2 separate regions of the Homo sapiens genome follow, and region 1 is linked to region 2. A link is an interaction called in ENCODE POLR2A ChIA-PET data of the cell type or tissue named here. Cell type or tissue: MCF 10A. All regions are shown on one strand. Each heading gives the region's core, and the rest is flanking DNA. Links, peaks and the distances in the headings are about the cores only. Region 1 holds the start of LOC124902788 (a long non-coding RNA gene). Region 2 overlaps ETS1 (ETS proto-oncogene 1, transcription factor).

What was found. Peaks named below come from ENCODE experiments on the same cell type or tissue, not always from the same donor. Only the 100,000 strongest peaks of a DNase experiment are listed, where the experiment ranks them.
Region 1: POLR2A ChIA-PET joins it to region 2 with 5 read pairs; 2 of 35 experiments call an interaction of 5 or more read pairs at or near these places.

What each region holds. Positions count from the first base shown.
Region 1 is chr11:128,358,656-128,374,094 of GRCh38, reverse strand. LOC124902788 (a long non-coding RNA gene) reads left to right here and starts at 81. Exons shown (of 2, transcript XR_007062947.1): 1 at 81-292; 2 at 422-1,136. RefSeq lists an enhancer at 6,282-6,371. In MCF 10A, for the core only: no CTCF peak of the experiment used is centred there; a DNase peak (open chromatin) is centred at 8,784.
Region 2 is chr11:128,567,577-128,583,015 of GRCh38, reverse strand. ETS1 (ETS proto-oncogene 1, transcription factor) reads left to right here. Exons shown (of 10, transcript NM_001143820.2): 2 at 9,872-9,954. The coding sequence starts at 9,886. LOC105369565 (a long non-coding RNA gene) reads right to left here. Exons shown (of 5, transcript XR_948163.3): 3 at 1-19. Among named protein-coding and RNA genes, the nearest start is that of ETS1, 12 kb to the left of the region's middle. RefSeq lists enhancers at 1-619, 6,323-6,823. In MCF 10A, for the core only: no CTCF peak of the experiment used is centred there; no DNase peak of the experiment used is centred there.

The DNA of each region.
Region 1 (15,439 bases), core at 7,112-11,111, 210 kb after region 2:
AAACTGTGTTCAGCTAAAATATGCCAGTCGGAAAATGTTATCTGAAGGACCTTGTTTTATTCCTCTGGTTACAGGAGGAACCTCTTAAGATATTAATTGAAACATTTGAAGGCAGTAATCAGTGATTGAATCAGGAAGTTCCAAGTCATCTATTTTCCCGACTAATCTTCCCCATTCGAGTGCCTGTCATCTTTCCTACTTGAGCTGGTTTCTTGGTTGCTGTTCTCTGTCTGTCATCCAATTCGGGAATGCCAGAGACCCAGAGCTGCTAGCAGTGTTCAATGGGCAGCAGGTAACTTTCTCAGTGTTTGTTTCATGGAAATGTTAATCAACCTTGAGACATTATGGGGTATTTTCAGAAATGATGAGTTTTGTGGTCACAATGAGCTAAACAGGTTTTTTTGTGTTATTGTTTTTGCAGGATTTTCCAGAGCATGTAATAGGCGAATGTGCATGGTCAGTTTCCAAGAGCAGGACACAGTATGAAAGCGGCTCTCAAACATTTTTGATTGCAGCCTTTTTCTCCACCTCAAGACAGTGAAACATTATTTGGGAAAATTTTCACTAGCGTATTGCTAACTGCTGCATTTGCTGAGTTCCATCAACTCATGAGTTTTTATGTGTGTACTCAGAGCACAAGAATTGTTTCTGGATCTAGGCTATGGTGCTTTTCAGTTCTTGGAAATAATTTCCCTGAAATGTCCTCTGAGAAAGTCAAGAATTTCCCTGAAATGATCTCTGAGAAAGTCAATGTGATTTCTTTTGGTATGGTACAGAATATGCTCTGTACGTATAAGAGACACTGCCACTCAAAATAGGCCCAGTGCCTAGCTGCAAGACTTAAAGTTGAGTTACATCATCTCATTTGAGTGCCACAAATCATGCATTGAATTTTTCCAAGGCTCTGAAAGCACACAACTTTCATATAATACAAGTCTACATTTGCTTATTCAAAATCCCAAATTGCCAGATGTGTCTTGTAATTTGAGATTTTCTGAATCTTAGAAATGTAATATAATGCCTCTACCACTACATTATCACCCCAGCAGGGTCTGAAGACACACCTTTTAAATAAATGCATCAATATTTGTTGAATATTCATACTTTGTAGGATAAATAAAAACTATAAATAAATATATCAGTCTATATCAGGTTTTATTTTCAAAGGAATTTCAGTGACTCATTTACTAAAAACTAACTTTGGGTTTCAGACTATTTTGAGTTTTGAAATAGAAGCTAAAACACTATAGGCACCCTAGTGAAAACCAAGCTGGGTTAATTAATGCTAACAGACTTTTGCTAACATCAGGTCTTAATATTTCTCAATGTTCTGATCTTTGGAGGAACAGTGGAAAAATTCCCAGAGAAAAAAATACTTAAAGGAAAAGAGATGGAGTAATTTCTCTTAAATCTACTTTCCCTGGCCCCTCCTGCTTGAATATCTCTAATATATTCTTACTATGAACTAACTTATTTGCTCTAAATTTCCAACTTTCAACAAGAAGGTGAAAACCTCCAACTTAATAGAAAAATTAGGCTGTAAGGATCCTAAGGCCATATAGCAAATGTGGGATGGAAGACTGACAATGAAATTTCCATGAGTGAGTATCATCTAATCTATGGGATAAGATGGGTTATGTTATGTTCTGATACATATGAGAGCCAGAGCTGGAAGGCGTGACTATGTCACTAAGCACCATGTGACCTTTGGTGAATCCCATATCCTTAATGTTTCAGTCTCCCTGTCTAAAAAATGAAAATTGGACTATCATTTTACGGTCCATGTAGGATCTGTAATTAAAACAGCTTTATTCACTACCAGGTGAATTATCGGTGTGGTAGCAAACAGCTAACGATGGCATCCTCTAGTTTCTGGAGGATATCCTTCAAGAAAAAAATGCTACCCTGAAAGACACACATGGAAATTCATTTCCTCTCTCCTTTTGGACATTTTATTCTACTCATAGCATATTGAACTATATATTAAATGTCTCCAATAAGGATTTCATTTAGATTTAATATGTCAGAATTGTAAATGTTAATGAAATGCCAAAAGAGTGATTAACAACATATGCTTTGAAGTCTCTCAAATATGTAACCCCCCAGAAATTTTATAAGAAAAATGTCCAGACATAGAACTTTACCCTGCAGTTTATTTTTTTTTTCAGAGTCAAAATATCTCTCAAATGCTCAGTTCTGAACTAACAGAAAAACAGCAGGAGGATAAAAAAAAAACAAGGCTGAATTTCAGTCACACAGATCTCAGCAAGAAGCAAAAATAAACTCTTTAAATGATGTTCCTTTTGCACGGCTCCCAGAGGCAGGTTTGGTAAGAAATAGTTTGAAAGTATACATATTCATTCCCACTTCCCCCAACCTCTACTTTGCCCTGCTCTGTCTCTGTTGATCTTGTAACTTTTTCCATGTTAATTAAAGATTCCTGGGACTTCACTCTTTTTTTCCCTTCTCTGGGAGCCACCTAAGAACACAAATATTGAAACAGTAGCAGTCAGCTAATTTTGCATTATTCTAAATTAAGGAAAATATTCTAATTTAAGGAAAACTTCTAGATCACCTAGGAGTTTAATGGTTCAAGCTCCCCCTTTATCTGTGGAATCTAGAAAAAAGCAGTGACTGTCTGTTGACACAACTAGTTTGTAACAAAGCTGTGGTGGATCATAGGTCTAAGACCAGTACAGTTGTCCCCCAATCCCCCATGCTACCCTTTCATCCCAAATTAAAATAAGACAGTTTCCCTCGTAACTCACCAGTGCAGTAAATCCCATGCTATGGCATAGAGTGAGACAGCTTCAACCATGACATGAGCGTTATGTAGTTGGGGTGGGGGGGGGTCTTACAAGTTCAGCAGCTGAGAAAAATTAAGGGGAGAATTGAAAATTGTCTCCAGCTGGGCGTTAGCATGTGCTAAACAGGGTTTTGATGTTAAAGGGTTTTAAGTGCGTGACTGGTACACCTCAGGGCAAGGCCCACTCTTCCCCGAGAATCTGTTCTTGCTTTTCTTTCTTTTCTTGTCTAATCAGTCCCATTCAGTTTTCAATTCTCTTTCTCACTTTGCAAAGTGCCAGACAAATTACTGGTATCCTCTATGAACCTCTGGTTTCTTTTTTGTTTTTGAACTCATACCCCCTTAAGAATATTTCAGGGTAAGCATTGCTCAAAACACATTTTATAAATTTTTAGGAACATAATTAAAGCAAAGACCTTTGTATAACTTTTATGACTCTTGATGTTCCACATTCTAATTCTCTTCGGGATGTGCATATTTTCTTAATGTTGTCCTCTTATTGTTTCTCCGAAACTCTTTTTACTCTTCAGTTTCAACAACATATCTTCTGAACTATAGGTTGTTTTAAATATTAGGATTATCAGTACAAACTTGGTGATACTCAACTGTTTCTGAATGACAAAGAGGGCAACTTCATTCGGTTTAACCTAATGTTTTGTAAAGCCATCTGGAATACACAAAGTCTCATCTGAGCAGAGACATTTTTTAAAGTAGAGAAACTATGTAGAAAAACCATGATCTTTACTGAACATTATAATGTAGAAATTTAAATATTTTAAGAAAATTTTTGTTTAAAATGTATTTTTGTGGTTTGCTTATGGTAGGTGATATGGTTTTTCTGTGTCCCCACCCAAACCTCATCTTGAATTGTAGCTCCCATAATTCCCATGTGTTGTGGGAGGTACCCAGTGGGAGGTAATTGAATCATGGGAGTGGTTTCCCCCATACTGTTCTTGTGGTAGTGAATAAGTCACATGAGATCCATGGTTTTTATAAGGGATTGCTTTTTTTGCGTGGTTCTCATTCTCTCTTGTCTGGTACCATGTAAGATGTGACTTTCACCTCCTGCCATGATTGTGAGGCCTCCCCAGCCACATGGAACTGTAAGTCCATTAAACTTCTTTTTCTTTATAAATTACCCAGTCTCGAGAGTGTCTTTATCAGCAATGTGAAAATGGACTAATACAGTAGGAGTGATATATGTCTCAGTTTCAACAGTCTCCAGGTTTTGCCTTTTGCTCGGCATCCTAGCTAGTTTAGCATTAGCTCTGGATTTTTTATTCTCTAACAAAGCATTAGTATTAATGGTTGCACTAAACTGATAGGACCACATTGTTGGGTTGAGTTTGGGAGACCTCCACTTTGTACCCAAGGGTTCTGCTGTGAGCTCTTCTAGTCTATATGAGACTCACACATAGTGAAAGGAGGTCTCAGCTTGACATGTAGTTAAGGCCCTCTTTCTGGATACAGCTAATTAATGCTTCCATTTCAAGGGAGGAATGCCAGATGCTCAATGATATAATAAAGCGTGTTTAGATACGAGCAGTGTGGGGTAGCTAATTCTTTCTGGCCGTGAGTGGAGCTGGGAGAAGCTCTGGAAGTTGCTGTGCTCATGGACCCTTGCTTCACTAGCCAGTTGTGACATGGCCTGAGAGACGTGTGAGGCTGTCAGGCTTCCAGTCAGCAGGATCGACCGCAAGGGTGGGAAATTCTATTAGACGGACATGATATAGAAGCCAAGCAGTCCTGTACACTCTACAGCGTATAGAGAATGGAGTGAGTCGTGTGCATGATTTTGCTATGGTATTTTTGCTACTTATTGTATGGTATAGATCTATAGCCACTATTTCATTGCTTTGTAATACTTTTTTATTTTTGCAATAAACCCTTTTGACAGAAATAAGTTAAAAAATAATCAAAATGCCTGTTTAATAACAGTTTAAGTACTAAGTTTTCATTCTCAAGAAAGTTGGTGATGACTCTGTAACTTGCACCAAGTATTTGTCCAGGGGCACCATCTACCCCGGAGGCTGTGGTGCTCTCACTGACCACATAGAAACAAGAACACACAAATCTGCTGAAGTGGCATCAGCATCTCCTAGAAAATTAGTAGTTATTTTAAGAAGATGGTACCTGAAGACAATAATTTAGTATCTGTAGTTCTAGAAGGTGCTTTTTACGTATAATGCTTGAAGCTTGACTTTTCATGTATGGTTTTAAATGGCTGTTCTTCCAATTTAATTTCTTTTTGTTTTTAATTCCAAGTTTTTCTGCAGGCATAATACAAAAACCAAAGTAATAGCAACTATTGTGTTGGCCCCATGTAGAGAATAAAATATTCACTAGCAGTTACATGTTGCCAATTTTATATTAGTATATTCTACCAAGTTTCTTATCTGAATGACAGAAGACAAAAATGTTATTTGAGAGATATTTTCTCAATTCTGCCAAGATGGTATATAAGGAATACTATTCTCATGTGCACAAGAAAAGTTTTTGATACATATAATGAATGCCTTAGAGCATTAGAGCTAATAGGTAAATTTAAATTTTTTGTTATAAATTTTAAATATAAAAAAATATAAATAAAAAGATGTCCTTTTCTACCTGCCATCAATTTTACAAATGTTTAAATTTTATATTAATTGACCTGAATGTCTTATAAAGTTATTACATGGTTTTTTATAAATAAGTTCTCTGAAATTTAATTGTGTTTTGGTCCAAGTCATTTGGGAATCTTTCTTTAATTAAAAAAATTTTTTTTTTGAGAGAGGGTCTACTTTTGTGGCCCAGGTTGGAGTGTGTTGGTTTAATCAAAGTTCACTGCAGCCTTGAACTCCTGGACTCAAGCAGTCTTCCTGACTCAGCCTCCTGAGCATCTGGGACTACAGGTATATGACACCATGCCTGGCTAAGTTTTTAAATTTTACCATAACTTTAAATGATTTGCATACAACAAAACTTTACCTTTTGAAGATTTTAGAAAACTGCAATTACTAAAAACAAAATTTGCAAGCAGAAATATCTTGAAAATAAAAAATACAGAAGAGGAACTGACTTTGAATACAAATGCAGGGGCTTACCTGGTCAAATGAGACTGAGAGCTCAAATAGAAGCTCTAATTCTGAAATTCAATGGAAATTTGAAATATACCTATTTGGGGGAAGATTTTTTAAATGGAACTTTTATTTTTAATTAGATGCACTTATATTCTCTAAAAGAATGGAATTAAGTTGAGATGACTTATAATTTTACAGCATTTACATTCTGTGAGACATTGAAAAATTATAAATAGAGATATGTTATTTGAAAGGTTTGAGCCTATAAAACATTTGTCAAATAAAGTAATTTGGGCTGGGTGCATTGGCTCCCACCTGTAGTCCCAGCACTTTGGGAGGCCGAGACAGGCTGATCGCTTGAGCTTACGAGACCAGCCTGGGTAACATGGCAAAACCCTCGTCTCTACCAAAACGAAAACGAAAGTGAGAACAAAAACAAAAACAAAAATTATCCGGGGGTGGTGGTGCGTGCCTGTCATCCTAGCTACTCGGGAAGCTGAGGCGAGAGGGTGGTTTCAGCCTGGGAGGCAGAGGTTGCATTGAGACTAGATTGCACTCCTTCACTCCAGCCTGGGTGATAGAGCCAGATCTTGTAAAAAAGTAAAATAAAATAAAATAAAATAATTTGGTTGGAATCCAAAAGCAGAAACTTTAAGAATCTTTGAGCTGAAATGCTTACATATTTCCTTGTAAAAAAATTAGAATTAAGAATATCCCCTCTTTAGCAGAATTTGTTCTTAATTCCCCTAAGCACTTACAGTGTTTTCTCAATAAAAAGTAAAATGGGCTAAAAGAAGAATTGATAATGCCAGTAATTACAAGTTGATGAAATGAAAATTCAGCTTTTAAGCAGATTGTAGAAAACTTTAAGGAAAAACTGAAAAATAACAGTACTAACTTAATAAAATATATATTCTTCAAAAAAATACTCCTGACACAGTTTTAGAGGCAGCTATGACTAATAAACTGATTAAAGTATATAAATATATGCCAAGTATATATTACTTTGCTTATGTTTTTAATATTCAGAAAATTAATATAAAGTTATCTCTATCTTTATTTTAATTAATTTATTTTTTGAGATGAGGGTCTTACTATTGCTCAGGCTGGCCTTGAACTCCTGGGCTCAAATGATTCTCCAGCCTAAGCCTCCTGAGTAGCTGGGCTCACAACATGCACCACCGCCTCCGGCTAATATAAAGAAGTTTTTTAATTTTTGCTTCAGTGCATATAAATAGATGATATTTTTGTCTTTTAGAAAGATTTTTTGGAAGTCTTTTTTAATTGAATTATGTTTACATATCTACCAATATTATACAACCAATTATTAAATCAAGGCATAACCTGTGGAACAATTTTCCTCTTCCTTTCCAATGGGCTATGTTCTCCCCTTTCTTCACTGCCATTTCCAGCTTGATCTGACCCGGAAGAATTTCTCTGAACCTTTTATCCATTATGGAGCATCCATCATCTGAATCACATACTGCCTGTAGCTTTCAGTGGTATACAACATGTTTCATAGCTTTTGTGTCCTTAAGTAAGGTTGATGCTCAAAATGTGTATTGTTGGCAATATGACCACACCATATTGAAGGAAGAAATGATAGACAGTCTAGTTCTAGATAAAGGACAGGATGGTATACAAATAAAATGTATGGCTGTGGCAAATCATGGGTTGTTAAAATCCTCTTTCTAGCAGCGGTTAAAACTTGAAATAGTTTTAGTGTTACAGATGACGTGAAAAGTTGGGTGGTGGGAGGACTTCTTTAGTTGGCCAAAAAGGATGAAAGGCAGGGCTAGGAAAAAGATATGTAAGAATATAAGAATTGAGAATAGATGTGTTCTAGAATAATCACATTGGTAAAGATGGTATTTTCGAAGCCTGTTAGGAAAAACAATGTCAAAATCAAGGACATTAACAAAAAAGAAGAAGAGCTTTATTGCAATAGGAAATTGGGGAAGAGAGGAAATGGAAATGAGTTTTGAAAAAGTATATTTATTTTGACAGCATTTCACCTTAGCAGAGCCTAAAATGTGATGCGTTAATGTTTATAAACAAAAACTGACGCAGAAGGAAAATCGGCAATACAGTGGTAATGCAGAAAGGAAAGGATGGATTGTTGTAAGTAATATTACATAACAAAGTTTTCAAAGGGGCTTCTTGGAGTACATCACTTCTAGTATCAGCTTTCAGAAGCAACAACAACAGAAGGCCCTAGTGATTTTAAAATGAAGTTATTGATAGAAATATGTGCTGGAAATCAAGGCACAATTACCGTTCAAAGATGTATTATTATGTTAAGAATACTTTGAATCAATCATATTTTTGTACATCTATGATAATGTCTTAAAGGGAATGTAAGCTCCCATTTCCTGTATGTGAGGCACGTTACTTGGAAATACTGGTTTTCTGACATCTTTATGTCCCAACTATCTACAGAAATATTAAAAAACGCAAATATATAAGTAGATAAGATAGAGTTTAAACCTCATCTAGGCATGGAAAACATGGAAAGAATGATACATGTTCCTTCTGGATCACGGTTTCTGATTACGAAGGGTGAGAGAGGAGAGAAAGTTAACTCTGGCAAATAAATATCTTGAAAGTCTGATAAGCTTCTTGGCTTCTCTTATTTTAAAAAATAATTATTAGGAGGAAGCTAGGAAACCTCGGTATGTTGTAGAAAGGACTTTCAGAATCAGACTTAGGAGACTTGAAATTTTTTTCCTGCACTAGATAGTGACCTTGAACAATGTAATACCCCTCTGGGTCCTAATTTCTTCACCTCTCAATAAAGGAGTTTGAGCCCAATGACAGTTAATACGATTTCTGACACAGGATTTTAAAACCCATGTAGCGATAATATGACGCAGTTATCCCAATGAGAAGATGCAAGTGGTAGAGCTGATGAGAGCAAAGGAACTGTCCAGGGTGCTTAGAAACATATGGGTCCATTCATGCTCTGGAGTTATGACCAGAAGCCACAATATGACTCCATCTGTTATTGATCTAGCATTTCTACTATGTTAAATACACAGTAAGTTACTTTGTCAGTATCAAGTGGATATAATTCAATAAGAGATCAATTTCCTTTTGTTTAAGGGGATAAATTACATATTTAGAGTCACCTCTGTTCTGTCTCCAATTTGTTGCTGATCTTTAGACCAGTCATTTCATTTATTCATTATTTGGAGCAGGGAATCCTGACAGTTTTCATGGCAATATTGATTTTTCAAGAGTCATACTTGATTTTTCAAGAGTCATCTTAGGAGATATGAGAATGCGCACTTCACATCCTGCCTCTTGTTTAACCTTGTTTAACATGTAGGAGGGAGAGAGACTTTGAAAAACAAGCATTTGACCATGGCTTAAAAATAAAGATAAAGGAAAGGGGAAAAGGAAGACATGTAAGGCAGATGAGGAGAGTTAATTATAATTAAGCAAGCCTCAGTGGCTGAACCAGGCTATGTTGAAAGTGGTTGGGGGTGTATGGGGAGGGGGTGGTTAAACTAGTTTGTCACAGCACGACCTTCTGCCCCAGCACTTGCTGCCACAGCTTCTTGCTCATAAGCTACCTTGCTGCAGAAATGGAGAGGAGCATGAGACTGTGATGCTGGCAAGTCGTAGTGAAATGTAAATCTACTGGGTGAAAAGAGAGGAGGTGTGAGCTCCTTGGAGCTGAGATACTTGTACCAATTCTATGTCCTGAAACTACTCTTGTGCCTGTTGCTTCTTCCCGGTTCTTCCTTCATCTCATGCCCTTCTGATCTTTTTTATTCTGTGTTCTATGCTGAATTTTAAGTCACAGTTTTCATCCCATGGGCTCTGGGGCATTGGATTGTTGTGAGAATGAGTGGCTTTTCCCCCAGTTAATCCTCTCACTGGCCCCAGGCCTGAGCTGCCTTTTCACTCTTGCATGCACAAGTGGCAGCCAGGAATTCAGTCTGGTAATTATCACAGCACCAATAGCCTCTAATTAATGCTTCTCCATTTCAGGCCTTATAGCCGACTCACCATTTTTGTAAAGCTCACATAGAGGACTCCATGGTTTGCTGGACTTGGAGGGATATCCAATGTACTAATACCACATCAAACTCAGAGTTATTCCTTCTTTTCAGTGACTGAGACTTTATTTCTTGGCCTGCCTAACTCTTTCTTCTCTTGAGAAGTGTTTTCTCCCAAGATGCTCATGAGATCCTCATGCAAATAAACTTCTGGTAGGCAAAGTTCAAATACACCAGTTACGCACCCAGATATATGTCCTGAAATACCAGCATCCCAGTAATTGTCTAGTTCAGGTTCAAGGTGTATCCCTATATGAAAGAAATATTCTCCTCCAGGACAGAGCAAAGGGCATGTTGACAGCAGACTTTCAAGTTGCTAAATTTGCCAGGATCAATATTTAAGCTAAGGGCTGTAAGCTAGGAATCTGGCTATAGGTTCAGTGTGACAGAGGATATATTTAGTCAAGTGTGATGCCCCAAATAACAGTAATGTCATTGAGGTAATGCTGTTATGGCACAGAAGATCTCACGGAAGGGTTTGGTAAAAACTAGACAGTGTCAGGACACCAGCTTCTTAGAGAAGGATTTTGGTCTCAGGAGAGGATTTAGAGAATGCACAAGGTAAGGAAGTCTAGCCACGGGGACTTAGGAAATGGAGAAAATGAATAGGAAGTAACCAGATAGACTCATAGGTACCAGGACTCTTCCCAGGTACACTGGATTCCAGGTTACAGCAGGACCAAAGAGAGGGTAGGTAAAAGATGACTTAGAAATTCTGGGAATGTATGAACAGAAGATTTATGTTTCTGTGTACTTAGCCTGGGAACAAATGTGAAGAAACATTTTGAAGAAAGATATTTAGCTCATTTCTCACCACTTTGAGCTTAAGCCTTTTATAGCGTAGTCAAAAGAGACTGTATAGTAGGTGGTCAAAAATATGGGTTTGGATTTTGCTTGAGAAAAGATGGGATTGTTTGATACCCTGCATACTATCTTTTAAAAAATTTTCCTCCTACTTTCATGTTTCTTGTTGTGTTTTTTCCCCCTTATTTAAACTACTTCTTATATAATTACTGAGTTTTCTAGGTATTTTGTAATTGGAAGGTTTTCAGATAATCAGTTTGATATGTTGTTGGAAGTGGCTTTGGCATTCATGGGCACTTAATAATAACACTATTAGGTAAGTGAATAAACCAAAGCTGAACATAAGGATTGCACATAAGGGGAAGATTCAGATGAAAGTCTCGGCAACATGGGCTGATAGAAAAGTCTAAATAAGTGGAAGGCAACCAGTGCTGGGCTGGGTGACAGAAAGTAAGGGGGGTGCTGTCACATGGTAGAAGTGGTCCCTCTGATGGGGGTCCGCAGGTGAGCAGGAAGAGGTGTGAGAGGGGAGAGGCATTTGGAAGCTCTCAGGTCACTTTTAAGTAAGCAGTTTCCATCAGTGATGGGAGCAGAACCTAGATTATGAAAGATTGGGGAATGTGTGGGAGGAGATTAGAAAATAGGAGCTGGGAACAGTAACTCATACCTGTAATCCCAGGACTTTGGGAGGCCCAGGGGAGAGGACTGCTTGAGCCCAGGAGTTTGAGATGAGCTTGGGAAACATAATGAGACCCCATCTCTACAAAAACATTTAAAAAATTAGCTAGGTAGGGTGGCACATGCTTGTAGTCCCAGATACTTAGGAGGCTGAGGAGGGAGGATTGCTTGAGCTCAGGAGGTGAGAGAGAGAGAGAGAGAGAATAAAATAGGTATGATTATCTGAAACCTTTAAAGCTTTATGCCATTTATCACCATTGCATAACTTACAGGTGATTATAATAACATAAGAGGCTGTGGTGAATGAAGCTATTAAATTAGAACAATTTTAATTTAAATGTTAAAATGCATACAACATTGAAATGCCAGTGCCCTAATGAGGCAAGAGCCCTTTAAGCAAGAGGGTTTGGAAGGTGGTTTATAGAGACATCCCTAGAATCTTTTAAGGACCATGAAATATTTATTCAAAAAGTTGTCATAACTCAATTTTTTTCGGGAATATTTAGTTCCACTTAATGAATGCATTAAGCTCAGCTGTGTTTCTCAAAGAGCCAGCTGAAGGAAGTACAGAAGTGGGAACAGAAAAACAGAAATAGAAGACGAGCAAAGGTGAGAAAGCAAATGCAGAGCAGGAGGGGTGATGGCAGCTTCACACTGCTCATAGCGTTTGTTTATTCTCGAATCCCGGGAGTAGGTGATTTATTAAATAAGGCCCTCTGCAATCACACCGCCAACCTCTCCACTAAAAATAGCAGTGGGCTGGTTTGAACTTCATGTCAACCTCATATAAACTGGCATCAGTTGTGTCTGCTGTCCTTTGACGGTGTGAGGATTGGGACTCTCTGGGGCTGTCCATCCCTGTGCGCACCTTGGTTGTGGGGCCAGTACACTCCCTTCCGCCCACTTCTCATCAGCCCAGCAGAGTCCAGTTCCTGGTGGGCTGGGGAGCAACAAACAAGGCCAGGGTGCTGAGGACTCATTAGTGACCTGCCTGGCTGCCAAGTGTGCTGAGACATCAAGCTGCTTGTGGCAGTCTGTGGTTTGCTGGGAGGAGATTAATGAGGGAATAGAATAAACACGCACATTGGTTTCTGATAAGAGGAGGGCAGACATTTCAGGACAGGCATACAGCCTGCCTCACAGTCATCACTTCCCCTGGGGCCCATGTAAACACACACACTCACATGTGCTGATGCAGACTTCTTCTCAGCCCCAAACACAGCCAGCTGATAGGGAGGAAGGCCAAGATATAGGAAACATTTCTTTCCTCAGATCTTCAAACTCAATTATACCCATCCAAGAAACGAAATAGATCTTCTTATAACATGAGCTTAAAACTTGATTAACAGTAAGTTGAATTGGCAAACACATTTCTGCTGAGGATGTTGATTGGATAAAATATTTAAATGATTTTATACATGAAAAAATAGAGTTGGAGAGTATATGACTTATTTCAAGATTATCCAACAGTAGTGCTAATGTTTCTTTGGGAGACATGGACATTTTTGTGAATCTGATGAAAGCTAGAGACAGTGTCCCCAGAAAAATGAGTGCATGCATGCGCGCACACACACACATACACACACAAACACACACAGCTAGAAAGAGATAGAGACAGAGACAGAGATAGACCTACCGATGCCATTTCAGGAGGGTTGTATTGTCTCTGAAGCTCATTTATGGACTCCAAAATGGGTTCAGAATAAAAATCCTGGCCTAGCATATCATGGAAAATCTCACGTGGGTTAGAGAAATCTGAAAATTTGGTGAGAGTGCCCTACTAAGAATTTTGCTAGGTACTTGATGGATATTATTTCTACTTTTAATAACAATTGTGCAAGGTAGGCACCATTTACCTCCCTTTTACCAATGAGAATATTGTGACTGAGAGAAGCAAACTGACTTAGGGAGACGGGGTTTCCTAGTGCTTAGGAGCCTGGGCTCTGATGTCAAATTACATGGGTTCTAATTCTGTTTTTTCCACTGATCAGTTAGAAGATTCCAGACAAGTTTCCCATCCCTTTGTGTCTCAGGTTCTTCAGCTGTCAGTGGGAATAATGATGGAACTTATTTCATAGGCTCTTATGAAGATTAAATAATATAAGACAAGCTAAGTGCTTAGAACATTGACCTGGGCACAGTGAGCATGAGATACATTTTGTTGTAATCGCTGTTTAGGTCAAGGATCATAAAGCTATAAGTGGAGGAACCAAAAATCAAACTAGGTTTTGTCTGGCTGGAGCCTGTACACTTTCCTCCACACCTCGCAGGTTTCTAAAACCTGTTTTACATTTGGCCTTTGGCAAATCATGTAATGTTTCCAAACTTGAGTTTCTGCATCCATAAGATATAGGCAATGATAATAATAATAAAACACCTTCCTACTTTTTTGGAAGGATTAAATATGACAACAATAAGTACATTTTAGTAAACTGTCAGGTACTGTGCGAATATCCAAGGTTGTTACTATCAATGATGAAAGGATAAATCTAACTCAAAGGGCTTTGTGTTTTCACTTCTACACTTATGTTCATAGAATTAAATCTGTATCATGTGCAATCACCTTCAGATCTATCTTGGATTACACAAGTCATTGGGCAGGGGGTGGTCATGGTTCTGAAACAAAAATTCTATGATCTTCGTGACTGTTAAGGAGATAAGGTAGGGTTTAACCACCCCACTGGACTTTCAATAACATTTGGCTAAGGTAGGAAGAAAAAACACACACACTAAATGATTTTATTAAAACAAGTGTTTGAGGGTCACATTTATGTTTATTCCAAAATTGAAAGAACATAGTAGTAGCCAACAAGTTCATTATGTTGGCACAGAAGCTTATACTTTTTTAAACATCAAGTTCATTGTCCTCAGCTGGAATGCATGATTTCGGTTACTTTTCAAAAGGTCAGTTTATTTCTGTGAGTAATATTTCTGCAATGCTAAGAATCAGAGGCCAAAAGGGGAAAGAGGACAGGGCCTGTGGAACAGATTATATTCCTGTCTGCGATCCCTTAGGGAAACTTAGAAACCAGAGATTAGCTGTCCTAAAGTGGAGACTTCCACTCTGGAATGGCATTACGATGTTGAAAGAGACCCATTTAATCAAATTTAGTTCTATCTTGCTCATGGAGTCTAATTCCCTTGATATCAATTCAGGTCTTCTCTCTGCCAATTCATGTCTCTCAGCTCCTTCAAAAAGTAAGTCATAGTATATCATCAATTGACCAGGCACCTACTGAATGCCTAATACTTACTAGGCAGAGGGCTTATGTATGCACTATTCTCAGACAAAAGGTATGGGTTCTGCTTTCAGGCTGTCCATCCTGATGGAGAAGAGACAGACTGCCAAAAACCAATCACAGGACCTGCAAGGTGGAGCTCAGTAAATATCTGTTGAAGGAGCGGTTCCATGTTAGTAGAAGTACAAGGTCTTATGGGAGAAAGGCTGCTCAGAAATGATCTCTTCTGGTGGTAGGTGGTGATCAGGGAATAATTTTCAAGGGAGATGCCAGATTTCGACAGAAATGCAGGAATTTTCTGGGTGGGAAGGGCATGAGAGCTGTGTGGGGAAGTCATAAAAGTACAGGTAAGCTGCAGGGTGGTCCCTCAAGCAGACCTGCTTTATTGAGGCTTCACGCGGGAGCAGGGAAGAAAAGGCAGCTGGCAAGGTGCACAGCGGGCAGACAGTCCCAGCTTTAATTTGTCTGTGCTGCTGAGAAACTCAGTCTCTTTCTTTCATTCGTCCCCTCAGCGCTTCACACTCACAGGGATGACTGACATTCTGACCACGTGGGCAGAGTCTTTGACACAGAGCCTAAGTGGTTTATGTTTGTCCTTCATTGCAATGCTGCCTTCTTCCATGGGTGGCTGAGGGCTGGGAGGTCAAGGTGGGAGGCTGGTGGTTTTACTTCAGCTGTACCTGGTGTGCATGGTCAGGAGGCAGATTAGGGGTCCTGCCAGCACTCACCTGAGTTGAAGAGGGGTGACTGCTTGAACTGCCACTCCAAAGGAGTGAATACATAAACATA
Region 2 (15,439 bases), core at 5,630-9,629:
CAGTTTGGGAGGCACTGCTCTAAAGAAAAAGCAAAAACAAATGAAAAAGCAAAAATGAAAAAAATGAACAAACAAGAAATCTTGCACTATTTTCCGCAGTGCTTTACTACTTCCTTATATTTGTATCTAGTTGCTAAAGCGTAAGTCCACAAAAGATCGACATTATATCAAAAAGATGTTGGTTTAACTCAGGAAGCTGCAATATTTCACCATTTGTGCTATGCAATCTTTCAATGAGTTAGTTCTCCACTGTAAGAAAAATGCTTACTTCTTGGTTTTATGCATAACAATGGTACAAACAGACTACCATTAAACAGAAATTGTGGCTCTTTTCTCCTGCAAAATTCTTGACTAATGCTACTCAACCTATGATTATGAAAGGGAATCCTGTTTTCATGACTTGAATACAAGTCTTTAGAAAAAGAGATGAGAGATTTAGCTATCCATGTTCTAGCTCTAACACTTAAATAACCTCTGCCATGTTGGGCAGTAGAAAAAAGTAATTAATATAAAACAGTAGTGTTACTAATTAGTGACATTAGTAAGCATTTACTAATGCTTACTAATTGCCAGGCACTACTGATAAAATAGCAATAATAACAATTATTATTTATTGACCATTTTTACTATTTATACAGCATGCTGCTAAGTATTTGTGTTTTGTATGATCCTCCTCTATAATCCTGAAAGTGTTGATATTATTACCTGCATTTTATAGTTGAGGAAACTGATTGTGAGGTTAAGAAATTTGCTCATGGCCATACACGCAGCAAGCAGTTCTACGTTCACCCATAGTATGTAACTCCAGGGTTCTTGATCACTGCTAAACACGTAACCTCTTAGGACTCAGTTCATTGAAATAAATGAGAAGATTGATGAATTTTTTCCAACTCCAAAATTCACTGGAATTGCACAATCCCTCTTTATATAAGAATGCTAGCAAGCTGTTTAGCATTATACTGAGAAATTGGAACCTTACATTTCGGGTAATAAAACAAATGAAACTCCACCATGAAAATCACAATCAGACATAGTCCAAGAAGTTGCTTGCTGGATTTGAGAGATCTAAGGCAGCTGGTATCTTTTAGTTCAATTTTAAAGGGGCATTATTGCAACTATCCAGTCCCCTCTCATTGTTCTTGTAATATCTCTTTCTATTTATGGTGCCTCTCAGTTTTGTTGAGAATTCCTTTAGAGCCAGAGCCAAGTCTAAACTCTAGATTATGTCTGACATGCTTCACAGGCTAAGAGTCTGTAATGTAATTCTTTAAAATGCTAGTCTCTTCAGAGGTTTCATTGGCAGCATTCATTGGATTAGAGTTGACGTTTTTAATCTCGTGGCCCTTCTTTGCATTTGACTTGGAAAACAATCTCTTATTCCATGGCCTCTATTACGACCATTCTTGGAAAGCAAAGAGTACTCTACATTATTCCTCCAGCTTATTCTTTTTTTGTTTTGAGGTTCGAAGTAAAACACAATCCTTATTTATTTATTCAGTTATTTATGAGTACTTACCATGCTTCTGGCTCAGGAGTACATCCTAAGGCCAAGTGTGATCATTTGTTGAATTTCATGGTAAAATACAGGATTTGAGGCATAGCATTTGTACACAGGCTATGGCCACTTTTATGGTAAGGCAGTGTATTGAATATTACCTTTGATCTTCAGGAAGATGTTCTGACAGAAGTATGATTGACTAGAAAGTGTAGATTGTTAGTATTTCAAAGGTTTCAGAGACTAGAATTGGCATTTTCTTAGTTAGATTCCTAGACCTAAGAGTCGGCAGGTTTTAATGTATTTCCTTGATGCCTAGGAGAAGCAAGACCTTTCTGTCCATTGTTGACAATGCCATTTCAGTACTGTATGGTGAGGGATTTGTTTCCACTGAGAAGGAAATGCATAAAATAATCTATGAAGCATTCCTTATTTCTTAACTGCTATGGTATACCAGAGTAAAACATCTTCTAGTCTTTCTCTTTTTCAGGAGATAGTAGCGAGTTACTCCTCAAGGAAGGGTAAAACAATATACTCTTTAAAATTATAATGACATGAGTTCATTTTAATATTCTAAGAAGGATTCGTTGAGCTATGTCAATTCATACAGGACTTGAAAGTGTTATGCTTAATTAGGAGATGGGTTTATTTTTAGAGAAATAGGAGATGGATATGACTCATTTCCATTTAAGCAAGGGTTGGCGGAATAATTATAGTGAAGTTGTGAAGAAACAAAGACTGAGATGTTAATTGTACTGTGAGTTGCTGCTCTGTAACCTTAGTGAAAGAATAAATGCACTTAGCTTAAGACACAGAAGACAGTAGCCCATAATTTGGAACACAGCCTTCATTTGTCAGTGCTGGCTACTTAAAATAAGAAGGAATATTCACTACTACTGTAATGTTGGATTACTTAGTCAAGCAAATGAGGTTCTTGTAGATTTAGTAGTGAGACAGAAAAACCATCTTCAGTTCTTCTAATCCTTTTTCTTTTCTATGCGTTGTAACCACAAAGTTTCCATGGGGAGTAAGGAATGTTCAGCTTTCCTAGATATGATGGATCTTAAACCTGAGTTCTTAGAGAATTGGATTTGGGAGCTTTTGTTACAGTGACAGGTCAGGGAAGACATCTACTCAAATGATTTGGGAAATACACGTGGGCTACTCATGAGAATCAGAAAGAACACACTGAAGGAGTATAGATGAACTCATCAATCTGGTACATCCTATAGTTTAGAGAAAAGTGCCATCTTGCTTGTAGTTAACTCTTGAGAAGCCTAACCTCAGGGTCACACAAGGACACACTTCATCACAGGGATTTTTTTTTTTTTTTTTTTTTTTTTTAATGTCCAAACGATAACTTACTCTCTTGGATAAGCTCAGGACGCACAAGGATTGTACACACCAACTCTGTTTCAAGTACTTTAGGTACTTTCCCTCATTTAGTAAACAGACACTTGTTGCATGGCTACTATGTGTCATCTGAAAAGACACCATCCTTACTCTCAAGTTACTCATCATTCAGGAGCAGAAACAGGCATAGATACAGGAAGTGTCATGAACTTTGTTACACCGTTACAGTAAATCCCATGGAGGGGCATCAAGGAGGTCCATGCAATTGCCAAAGAGGGTAGGGGGGAGGGGAAAGCTTCCTGAAAGAGGAGATACTCTGAGTCTTCAAAAATACATTTCTATAGTATTCAGAAAAAAGAAATTAAAACTCTATACATTGTAGATTAAAGATGTTGCCTTGGTAGCCCAGGTGTTGCCTTTAGTTTGGCAAAAGTGCTGTTGTTTGGAGCAAGTTTTTTTTACATGGTTAGTTGTTTTGGACACCAAATTCTTTTTTTTTTTTTTTTTTCAATGGAGTTTTGCTCTTGTTGCCGGGTGGGAGTGTAATGGCGAGATCTCGGCTCACTGCAACCTCTGCCTCCCAGGCTCAAGCGATTCTTCTGCCTCAGCCTCCCAAGTAGCTGGGATTACAGGCATGTACCACCACACCTGGCTAATTTTGTATTTTTAGTAGAGATGGAATTTCACTATGTTTGTCAGGCTGCTCTTGAACTCCTGACCTTGGGTGGTCCGCCTGCCTCGGCCTCTCAAATTGCTGGAATTACAGGCGTGAGCCACCGAGCCCAGCCCTGGAAGCCAAATTCTTTGTCTCCTGTATTCCAAGCCAAAAGGACATGCTTTTTGTTTGAATTGATAGGAATCCTAAATTATTGACATTAGGATAAATGCTCATTGGAAATCTATTCAAATTTTGCATTGTTTTCAAAGAGGAAAGGCTGGGGTGAGGGGTGGTGGGGAGAAATCTACATTTTCTGCCACAGCTTTATTGTGCTTTTGAATTCCCCATGTGCCATCTTCATACCCAGGATATGTTTTAACCATAATTCATTGCCTATGAAGCTAACATGAAGACGAGAGGGCAAGTTGAAATTTAAAACATGATGCCTTTGTCAGTGGGAGTCTAATTTTGGCTGGTCTATTATAGAATGCAGTTAGTCAATATGTATTCAAATATGGAATGCATATTTTCTTTGTCCCCAAAATGCTCTTTTTCGGCATTTAGTGGGAATGTAAAATATTTTAGGAATTTTTATAATGACAAAGAATTGGGGACAAATTAATTATACGATAATAAGAGGCTCTTTAAAAGTATGATATATACATACAATAGAATACTTGGCAGTCATCATCTTTAGGATAGACAGCCACATTTATCAACAGAGAAAAATGTCCATAGCATTATGTTAAATGTCAGTGAACAAAGCAGGTTACAAAAGAACATGTGGAGAATAATCTCATGAAGGTAAAATTGTAATCACGTGTGTGTGTGTGACATCTATGTTCGTTTAGATAGATTAAAAAATACCCAGAAGAATATTGAACAAATTATTAGTATAATTATCTCTACATGGTGAGGTTTCAGGTGATTCTAATATCCATCTGTTACTTTTTTGTATTTTAATTTTTGCGGTAACATTGTATTAGTTTGGCAAAAACTGCTGATTTCAAAAGAATTTTGTTTTCAAAAGAAAAAAATTAAAGTGTAATTTACTTGGTATTTACCTAAAAGCGTAGTTTTTCTTTTAGGAATACATAACCCCAAATGAAAAAGGCTTAACTGATGTCAAAGTTATCTAGAAATACAGCCAAGCAGGGTCAGAGTTGATGTGAACTGGATTCAGCCTTGATTCAAGCCTGGTCTCTTTGGGATTTCTTGTTCTTCTGCTGCCTTGGCCTGAACAGTCCCTCTCCTCCCTAATTTTTCCTTTATTCTGTGTCTCTCAACCTGCCCTGCCCTGCCCTGGCAAGCTTTGGGTGAAAGGAAGTGAGAGCCTACAGGTCCTGGCCGGGTTGCCAGTTTGGGGAGGGTGGGAAGTTGGAGAAGTGGTCACTCGCTCTATGAAGAATAGAACTCTCTAGAATCAAGCAGAACCATAGTTTTAAAGTGATTTTTTGGACATGAGACACCCACATAAGCCAAAGTGTTGACTTTTTTGTCTTCTCCATCTCATGCTTGTTTCTGTCCTCGCCATCCAGGGTGATGAGGGTGCTTAGAGAAGCATCTTCTCTCTCTCTCTCTTTTTTTTTTTTTTGGCTTTTTGGCAGAAGAGAATTCCCTCCCACGTGACAACTGCTTGAACATCAGCTGCACCAATTTTTTTCTTAGCATTGCACACGTTTATTGCATAAATGCAAAGCAACTGTGGCATCTGAAGATTTACTCCCCAGCTAAGCAGCATCCATGAGACCTGTTTGGGTGCAAAAATGATTTGGACGCTGGGTAACAAAGGTCTAGAGAAGCATCTTCTCTAAGCACAGGAGGAGGCTGAAGACCAGGAGTCTGGTCTCAGCTTGGCCAATTAGCAGCATCGCCTTAGTCTTTCTCCTCATTTGTAAAAAGAGGGGTTTACACTGAAAAAGTGTGTACAAGTTTTCTAACTTACACTATTGTATTTAACAGTTATCTATGTGCCAGCTACTTTCCAATACTGGCCTAGGATCCAGGGATCTGGAGTGAATAAATGAACTAAATCTCCCCCTTGGGGAGCTTAAATTCTAACAGAGTGGACTTTGGAGAAGACAACGAACAAACACCTAGGTGTCAGAGTACGGAGAAAGGCGCTGCTATTCATATGCGGTGATGGGAAAAGCCTTCTTAGATGAGGGGGCATTAAATAGCTATGTGAATAGAAGGAAACGGTTTTCCCTTAGAAATGGATCATGAAACAAACTGATTATTTCAAGTGGTTCTTTATCTAGACCTGCAATCTATTCAGATTCTCTATTTTGAGGAACAAATATATTCACATCTGATCTACCTCTTACATTTTTAGTCTTGTGAGACCAATTCATTCATTTACTCATTCACTGATTTAAAAAAACAATGAGTTTCCATTATGCCCCATGGTCTGTCTTAAGTGCTGAAGACAAAAATGAAAAAGGCATGGTGCCTGCCTTCAAGTAGATGAGAATTTAGCTGGAGAGACAAACAGAAGCAGATGGTAATAAAACAATGTGATAAGCACCGTGATAGAAATACACTTTGGGAACATAAACAAGGAGCCGCTAACCCTGGCTGGGGTGAAGCGTGGCTCAGGAAGGATTCCAGGCTGCAATAACCTCTGAGCTGAGCCTAAAACCCTGAGGAGGCAGGGTTCACTCATCTTGAGGGTGGATGGGCATTCCTAGCAGAGGGGGTAACATGAGAAGGGCAGGGGAGTGAGACCTGGCAACGCGTGCCTAAGAAAACAACAGAGTTCCATGTTGCAGTGGAGGGTGCAGGGGTCACGGCGAGAGGGGGCTGGAGAGGTGGGAGGGAGCATGGGGGGGCACAGCAAGCCACAGTCCAGAGCAGGGCAGCCTCCTTTCTGACCCACTTATCCTGCGGCTCAGGTGGCGCAGGTCCTTTTCAAGAAAAATAAACTCAGCTCTGCAAGACCCTCTGTTACCCAGCGTCCAAATCATTTTTGCACCCAAACAGGTCTCATGGATGCTTCTTCGCTGGGGAGTAAATCTTCAGATGCCACAATTGCTTGTATTTATGCAATAAACGTGTGCAATGCTAAGAAAAAAGTTGGTGCAGCTGATGTTCAAGCAGTTGTCTTGTGGGAGGGAATTCTCTTTTGCCAAAAAGCCAAAAAAGAAAAGAAAAAACAAACGCTACTAAAAAAACTACCTAAACACTTCATTTACTTCTTCTGAGAAGGTTTACGTCTCTAGCAGCTGTTCTGTGTCACAATCTACAAGTGGAAAAAGGGCGGGTTCTTTTTTTCTTTCTCCAAAAAAATAATAAAGCAGCAATCCATTTCTGTCCAAGAGTTATTTCCTGAGACGAGAGCCCTTGAGAGCCCTGGCAACTCCCTCTTGTCAGTTTCCTCTCTGGGCAAAGGGCTTTTCCCCAAGGGAAGTGTCATTCATACAGTCATAGCTTCAAGAATACAGTCCAGCACAGAGTGCACCAGATGTTGGGCCAGAGCTTTCTTCTCTCACTCTGTCAATGAGAAGAGAAAACATATTTCCACTGACCCCTTTTCCAGGAGTGTTGCTATGAGGGGGAGTGTTGTCTGGCCAGCAGACAGAAACCCTTGGTATCTTTGAGGTGGGCTTCAGGATGTGGCTGCCAATTCCAAAAGTCCTTTCTCTTAGAAATACGTAAGTAAAATAGGCATTTGAAAGGTGAAGGTCCTTTGCCACTTGTGGGACTCTAGGGATGATTTATAGGGCCATGTGGTTACACCTTGCTCTATGCAATCTTTCACAATTTCCTATTCCCTGCACCCAGCAGAACTGACTGCTTCCTATTTCTTTTTCCATATTGTTGGCCAACTACTTATCACATTATGCTATAGTTATGTGTGAGCCTGTCGATTCCACTGCCTGAAGATAGAGATCCTGTCTTTCTCAGATTTTTCCTGAGTCTGATAGAATCTAAGGGCCGTGAGGTCAGGAATCCTTGTTTACTGGTGTGTTTCAAGTGCCCAGGACCGTGTCTGGCACATAGTGGTGCATAGTGATTATTTACCAAATGAATAAACAAGCCACTAACAAAGGACGCCTATTACATGATTGTTGGATAAATACAATCGTACTCCCTTAACTGTGGTTTTGCCTTCCGAGGTTTCAGTTACTCTCCGTCAACCAAGGTCTGAAAATAGGTGAGTACAGTACAGTAAGATATTTTGAGAGAGAGAGAGAGAGAGAAACCACATTCAATAACTTTTATCACAGTATATTGTTATAATTGTTCTAGTCATGTATTAGTTATTGTTGTTAATCTCTTACTGCGTCTAATGTATAAGTTAAACTTTATCATAGGTGTGTATGTATAGGAAAACACATAGTATGTATGGGGTTCTGTACTATCTGAGGTTTCAGGCCTCCACTGGAGGGTTTTGGAACAAATCCTATTTGGGTAAGGGGAGACTACTGTAACTGAGGTCTGTGAGGACTCAGGAGATCCTTGGGGCTTTTTTTGGAGGAAATCAGAGGGTTGAATGTTTACATGAAACAGCATTCCCACATCACTGGGGGGAATTCCAAAAAGTATTCATTTCTAGAAGGTATTAGTTGCCCTGCAGGACCCTGGAGGGATGATCAACATTTCCCTAGGGAATTTGATTGTGGTTAAGCCATTATCATATGACACAATCAATGTTGTTAACTTTTATGTCTCAACCAAAGATCTCAAAGTAGATCAAAAACTTTGAAGTGGGATATATGGTTTGATGATGATTCATCAGGACTTTAAAACTTGATTCTAAGAGTAAAAACGAGGAACACTTTGGTGGGAAAGGAGCCATGGAGCTCAGTGAGATGATCCTCACAGTGTATGGTCAGGACAGGCATATCTAAACCACGTGACATGCATCTTACTCTTATTTCATGCTCAGTGCCTGGTACAGAGTCAGACCCATCATAGGTACTCACTGTTCTTGGAAACAAACACTGAGTAGTGACCCCTGACGCAGATGTTAACAATGTCCCTGGCCTAGGGTACTTTGAGCTTTTCCTACCATTCATCTTCACCAATGAGGAGCTCTTCCTGGGGTGGTTTTGCTGTAGTGGAGATCAATTTCCTAAAAAACTAAAGGACAAAATCTTGATTAACATAGTCTAGCTATTCAGACCCTTAGTTAATTTTTTAAAACTAATGTTATTTTGACTGCATTCTACATCTGGAAGAAAAGACATAAGAAAAAGGCAAAGTTTTAGTTAAAAACACAAAGTATAGTTCTAGGATAAGTTATGACTTCAGGAGGTTTGTAGCTTACATCCCTTAACCATATGATATTAGTAGCTTTGTTGTTGTAGCCCTTAGGCAGTATAGTTTTATATTGCCAAGCCTGTTTAACTATATCATTTAAACATTTAAATACATTTCATATGAAAAAAGGGATCAAGATGGTGAACCAAACTGCAAATTGAACATAAGACATTTCTTATTACTTGATTTTTCTTGAAATGTATCAGTTGCTTTAAATGTAGAATTAAGGAAAAGGGCAGACAAATACAAACTGGAAAGCAGTGAAGTTAAAGCGTCACTTCCTAACAATAAGAATTTGGCCTCTGATTGGTATGCCTAGGAATTTAATCTTCGAGATTATTCAAGAACGACTTTTTAAATGCATAGTATTAAGTTTATGAAAGTGTGTAATGAACTTTCGAAAGTATTTAGGTCAACAGAGATGTTCGATATGTAATGATGACCAGTAGCTAACTGGAAAATCCCTTCAGCCAGAAAATTGCTCAAGCATTCTAGACACTCAGACTTCCAATGTAGAAAATAGCTCTCAACAAGTTATTTAATAGCCCTTCTCCTTTTTTCAAGATCAATAATGCTCAATCCCTTTTGCAGGGTTTCTCTCTGTTTATCTGTTTCTTGGGTTACTGGGTGACATACCTCTTCAGGAGAGCTTTTTCCATCCTTCCTTTCTCCAATCCTTTCTATGTTTATTCCTTTATCAATTAATTTACACCCCAACTGTGTATTGTATGCCTACTTATCTGCCAGGCCTGGTTGTGGGTGGGGGAGACACACAAGAACTGGTTCCTGCTCAGAAACCCTACAAAAATGTGCCTCTTGTGCACTGGTTTACTGCTTGCTGTCTGCAGTGTGTAGACATGGTCTGTTATCCATGTTACCTTGCAACCAGGGAACTGGTTCTGTCTGAGGTCTGCTCTTACCGGTGCTGGGGGTTAGTCACTGATCTTTCTGAATTTCCATTGCTTTCCCTGCCATGCAAAGAAGTGAACTGGTTGGCTCCTAAGGAGACTTTTAGTTCTAAGGTTCGTGTCTTCCTTGTGTATTCTAATCCACAAACCTGTGAGCATCCAGAGGCTCAGCCAACGCCTTCTCTCACACAGGTGCTGAGAGCAGAATGAGCTACTTTGTGGATTCTGCTGGGAGCAGCCCCGTCCCTTACTCAGCGCCTCGTCCTGCAGTGGTGGTGAGTGGTGGCCCCTTCCCTGCCCCTTTGCCCACACAATCTTCTCCCCTCCTCCTTGTGCTTCCTGTATCCTGACCCCCAGTAGACAGAGAAGCCAGGAACCTGAACTCCAAGGTTCGAATCAGCTTTGAATCTTTTGGAGGATGTCAATTGTAAGATTATCTATGATTTTATCAGCATATAAAAGAAAACCAAATACTGATGGATTTGCTGAAGAAGTTTTAGTATGTTTGAGTTTGAGAGAAATGACTCAAATATGATGAACAGTTAAAGCCAGTTGATTTTCACTGCCCAGTTCATTTGATGATTTTTTACATATTGAGGTACCTTATTCCTATACATATTATAATTGAACTTACTTTTGGCCTCAGACATAAAAAGCCAATAATGCAAGTTTTCTAATCACAGACTTTAAAAGTGAAAATGGAATATGACAATAAGTTTATGGAAAAATTTCATAAATCCTAGAATAAGAGGGGACAAAGAAACTTTAAAATAGGACTGGATGAAGTTTTTTGTCCATAGGTGAGAAGATCCTTGCCCAAGCTATATGCTGATCAATAGAAATGCTTTGACAAATTTCTCAAAAATGTATTGCGTGAGGATCTTATAATGTTGATATTGATCAGTTCCAGTATTAAAAGACACTAATATCAGCAGCTGTGTCATTAATTATTCTTTCTAAATTCTGTTACGTTTTTATTCAAAGATAGCCATCATAAATGTTGAATTTTTTTTTTCTTACAGTGAAATACGGACAGATAAGTTTATTTTATTTATTTTTTTCTTTTTCTTTTTTTTTTTTCTGTCACTCAGGCTGGAGTGCAGTGGCACAATCTTGGCTCACTCCAACCTCTATCTTCTGGGTTCAAGCAATTCTCCTGCCTTAGCCTCCCAAGTAGCTGGGATTACAGACCTGCACCACCACGCCTGGCTAATTTTTGTATTTTTAGTAGAGAAGGGGTTTCACCATGTTGGCCAGGCTGGTCTCGAACTCATGACCTCAAGTGATCTTTCTTTGAGATGGTCTCGCTCTGTTGCCCAGGCTGGAGTGCAGTGGTTTGATCTCTGCTCACTGCAACCTGTGCCTCCCGTGTTCAAGCGATTCTCCTGCCTCAGCCTCCCGAGTGGCTGGGATTACAGGTGCCCACCACCACGCCCAACTAATTTTTTGTATTTTTAGTAGAGACAGAGTTTCACCATGTTGGCCAGGCTGGTCTCAAACTCCTGACCTCGGGTGATCCATCCACCTCTGCCTCCCAAAGTGCTGGGATTACAGGCGTGAAGCACTGAGCCCAGTCGCAAATAAGTTTATTATATTATTATTATTATTAACTTTTCCCAGTACATTTATGGATCTGAATTAACACCAATAAACAAGAACGCATTTCTGACTTGTCTTTGACTGTCTTGCCAGAGATTCTGTATAGTTTTTAACACTGATTAAAGTTAAGTATGACACAGTTAACTGTGACCTCTCACTGTAATTGTATATTAAAAGACCTGAATTGTTTGAAGTTTTTTTTTTTTTTTTTTTTTTTTTTTTTTTTTTTTTTTTTTGACGGAGTCTTGCTCTGTCGCCCAGGCTGGACGGAGTCTCGCTCTGTCGCCCAGGCTGGACGGAGTCTCGCTCTGTCGCCCAGGCTGGACGGAGTCTCGCTCTGTCACCCAGGCTGGAGTGCTGTGGTGCGATCTTAGCTCCCTGCAAGCTCAGCCTCCCGGGTTCACGCCATTCTCCTGCCTCAGCCTCTCAGAGTAGCTGGGACTACAGGCGCCCGCCACCACGCCTGGCTAATTTTTTATATTTTTAGTAGAGACAGGGTTTCACCGTGGTCTCGATCTCCTGACCTCGTGATCCGCCCGCCTCGGCCTCCCAAAGTGCTGGGATTACAAGCGTGAGCCACCGCGCCCAGCCTGAAGTTCTTTTTTTAGCATTAAAAAAAACCAAAAACTCTCAGTAGCTATTCTGTTCAAGGGAAAAGACACATTTTAAGGATGATTGAGACATCTCTCTTCAGTAGCTGTTTTTACCACATTTTTCTTCTTTTTAAAATGGCTTCTGTGTTCATGTAAGCACCGTTTACTTTTACAAAAAATTAGAATCAGAAAAAGGTTTAGACGATAATATATATCAGAAATATGTTTAAACTGCCCACTCCCCAACACTCCACTACACGACAAGTCCAGGCAAGGAGTCACTCGAGTTTGCTTAGTAGCGATTGCCAAAGGACTTGCAGTTTAAGATCATATCGAGGGCTGAAGAAGTTGCCAGAAAAGGGCTCCTCCTCCTTTTCCTCACATAGAGGTCATTATTTAAAGTTAACACAAATGACATTAAAATTTCCTTAAAGACGATATTGTAGAAATTTGTTAAAATAAATAATGATATTGTGATTTCAGAGCAAAATGTGTCATTGACTTGAAAAATAAGATTTAAAAGCCAGTCCATGTTAATTCTATTTACAGGTACTATAATCAAATTAAAACAGATTAATATTTTGGCTAAGAATGAAATGCCATGGCTGGGCTCAGTGGCTCACACCTGTAATCCTGGCACTTTGGGAGGCTGAGGCGGGCGGATCAGTTGAGGTCAGGAGTTTGAGACCAGCCTGGCCAACATGATGAAACCCAGTCTCTGCTAAAAATACAAAAAAAATTAGCCAGGTGTGGTGGCACATGCCTTGTAATCCCAGCTACTCAGGAGGCTGTGGCATGAGAATCGCTTGAACCCAGGAGGTGGAGGTTGCAGTGAGCTGAAATTGTGCCATTGCACACTCCAGCCTGGGTGACAGAGCAAGACTCCATCTAAAAAAAAAAAAAAAAGGAAAAGAAAAAGAAAGAAAGAAAGAAATGTCACACAAATATGTACTTAGTTTAGACACTGAGATAAAAAGCCTATTATAAGTATAAAAGTTGCAGATATAATATAATGTCATCCTAGGCAGGGTATCTCAAAATTGTGGGAGAATAAAAAAATCCCAAACCAAATAACTCTAAGTGCATAATTTCAACTAAAGACACCTCCCTGCAATTGAACACCCTGGATATTTTAAATAAATTTTGAATGGCTTCCATTGGTTTCAAACCAAATAATCCGTTTACTCCCACCCATGACAGCCTTATCTGAAAAACATTAACATGTGAGATCCTTTTCACTAAAAAGTTCAAAGTTGCTTGGGTAAAAGCAGAAGGTTGTACAAAAGAGCTGCTGAATTATTGTTCTTGCACTTTCACTCCTAACTTCTCTCTGGGCCTCAGTTTCTCTGTCCCTGAAACGATTTAGGCAACCTTCCAGAGCAAGCAAAGAAGCCCTTTAATTTTTTCACATACTCTTTCTCTAATAAAAATTAAGAAGTAAATAACACTTATTGGTATAAACTCAAGTTTAGTAAACCAACTCAAACCATAACCTCTAACTTTAGACTGGGCTGTGATAAACAGAGAATCTGTAAATTGTCTACAAAATATAACCTTAGGACATTGGCACTAGAGACACCAGCAAACAAACCTCACATTCAGTTGCAATCTAAGATACCCTGGAGGGGTAAGCATAGCTTCATTAACTTTCCTAGATAAGAAAGTCAGAGCCCCAGGCAACCAGAGTCTTCTCGGTTCTGTTGGAGCCTCCCTGTCCAGAGCTCAACCCGTGGTGCTTAATCCAATAATCCAAGTCCTCCTACCTGGTGCCCTAGTCTCTGATTTAGTTAGTCTGACACACCAAAAAAAAAAAAAAAAAAAAAAAAGAAGAAACTCTGTCCCATGTATGGTAAATTCAGAGTGAAAAGAAAACCATGAGAGTATTGGGGTTTTCAGTAGGGGGTGCTTTTGTCCCCCAAAGGGATATTTGGCAATGCCTGGAGATGTGTCTCATTGTTAAAATTTAGGAGGTGCTCCTGGCATCAGAGTAGAAGCCAGGGATGTAACTGAACATCTTTTAGTACACCAGACAGCCTCCTATGACAAACAATTATCCATCCCCAAATTCTGATAGTGCTGACGTTGAGAAACCTGGTCTAGAGTAGCCACAGATCAAACTTGAAAGCAGAATGGGACTGTGTGTACAGACTGCTCTAAGCAGGTCTTGGTTACTAGTAAATTATTGCTTTAGAAAGGGAAATCTAACAAAAGAAAGTAAGACTGTGTTCCTGCTCCGAGGGGCTCTTACTTAGCATGCTGCATTAGTTGGCCAAGAAACAATCTCTTCGAAAATAGGATGTCAGTATTTTCTGCGCCTGAAGATAGCTAAGTCTCGGAGTCCTTGCTTGTAAATTAGAGGTCACATTAACGTTATCTGGTCATTTGCTGCGGAAGAATGCCTGGAAACCATGGGAGCCACAGTGGTTAAAATCCATGCCAGCCTCAGGTAATCATGGTTTTGCACAGAATTCACATTCTCTGCCTCAGCGTCAGTTTCTCAAAAGCAGGACTCATGGTTTCCCCATGCGTAAGGTCAGCCCTTCAGGAGGCCATAATGAATGAGGTGGTGTCACAGTGGGGAGGTGGAGAAGCAACACTTTGGGAAGTTGTCTGGTCATTGTGTGGGAGGGATGACCTTTCCAGGTACTTCTATGGGCTGTGTGTCAGGGACCCTTTCATCCATGGGGAGGAAGTGCTCCTTCCTGTTATGCTGCCTCTGCAAGCCCAAGCCCGCTGTGAGCCTGGAAGTCCCTTGCAAGCCCAGTACTTTTGTCCTCTCATGCGTCATTCTCCCCTTCACAGCACTGTGCTGGCCCAGCTGAGAGTGGCGGGAATGAGCGGGCTGGGCTGCTCTCAGTTTTGACTAAACATGGCCCAGCCTGGGATGTCTCACCGGCAAGGAGGATGTGCGGAGGAGTTCCTGGGGGACTAGTGACCCCTTTGGCCATGCGGGCTTTAGGAAACACCTTGGGCTGTACAGAGGAAAGGAACTGCCCACTCACCTCCTCCCAGAGCCACAGACTTTGGGAGATAGAACAACATGCTCGGGCAGGAGTGGCCCACTGTGCTCCACCTCAGGGAAGGCACCTATGCCCAAGAGGCTAACTACATATCCCCAAGTGCCAGAATTTCCTATGATAAGACTCTGGGCTTAAGGGACATTCCTGGTAATTTGAGGGTGAAGTAACTGTATTAAAAACTCCTCACTCTTGGCTGGCCGCGGTGGTTCACACCTGTAATCCCAGCACTTTAGGAGGCCGAGACAGGTGGATTACCTGAGGTCAGGAGTTCGAGACCAGCCTGGCCAACATGATAAAACCCCGTCTCTACTAAAAATACAAAAAATTAGCCGGGTGTGGTATTGGACGCCTGTAATTCCAGCTATGCAGGAGGCTGAGACAGGAGAATCGCTTGAACCCAGGAGGCAGAGGTTGCAGTGAGGCAAGAGCATGCCACTGCACTCCAGCCTGAGCAACAGAGTGAGACTCTGTCTCAAAACAAAAACAAAAACAAAAACAAAAACAAAAACAAAACCCAAAAAACAAAAAACTTGCCACTCTTTCACTCT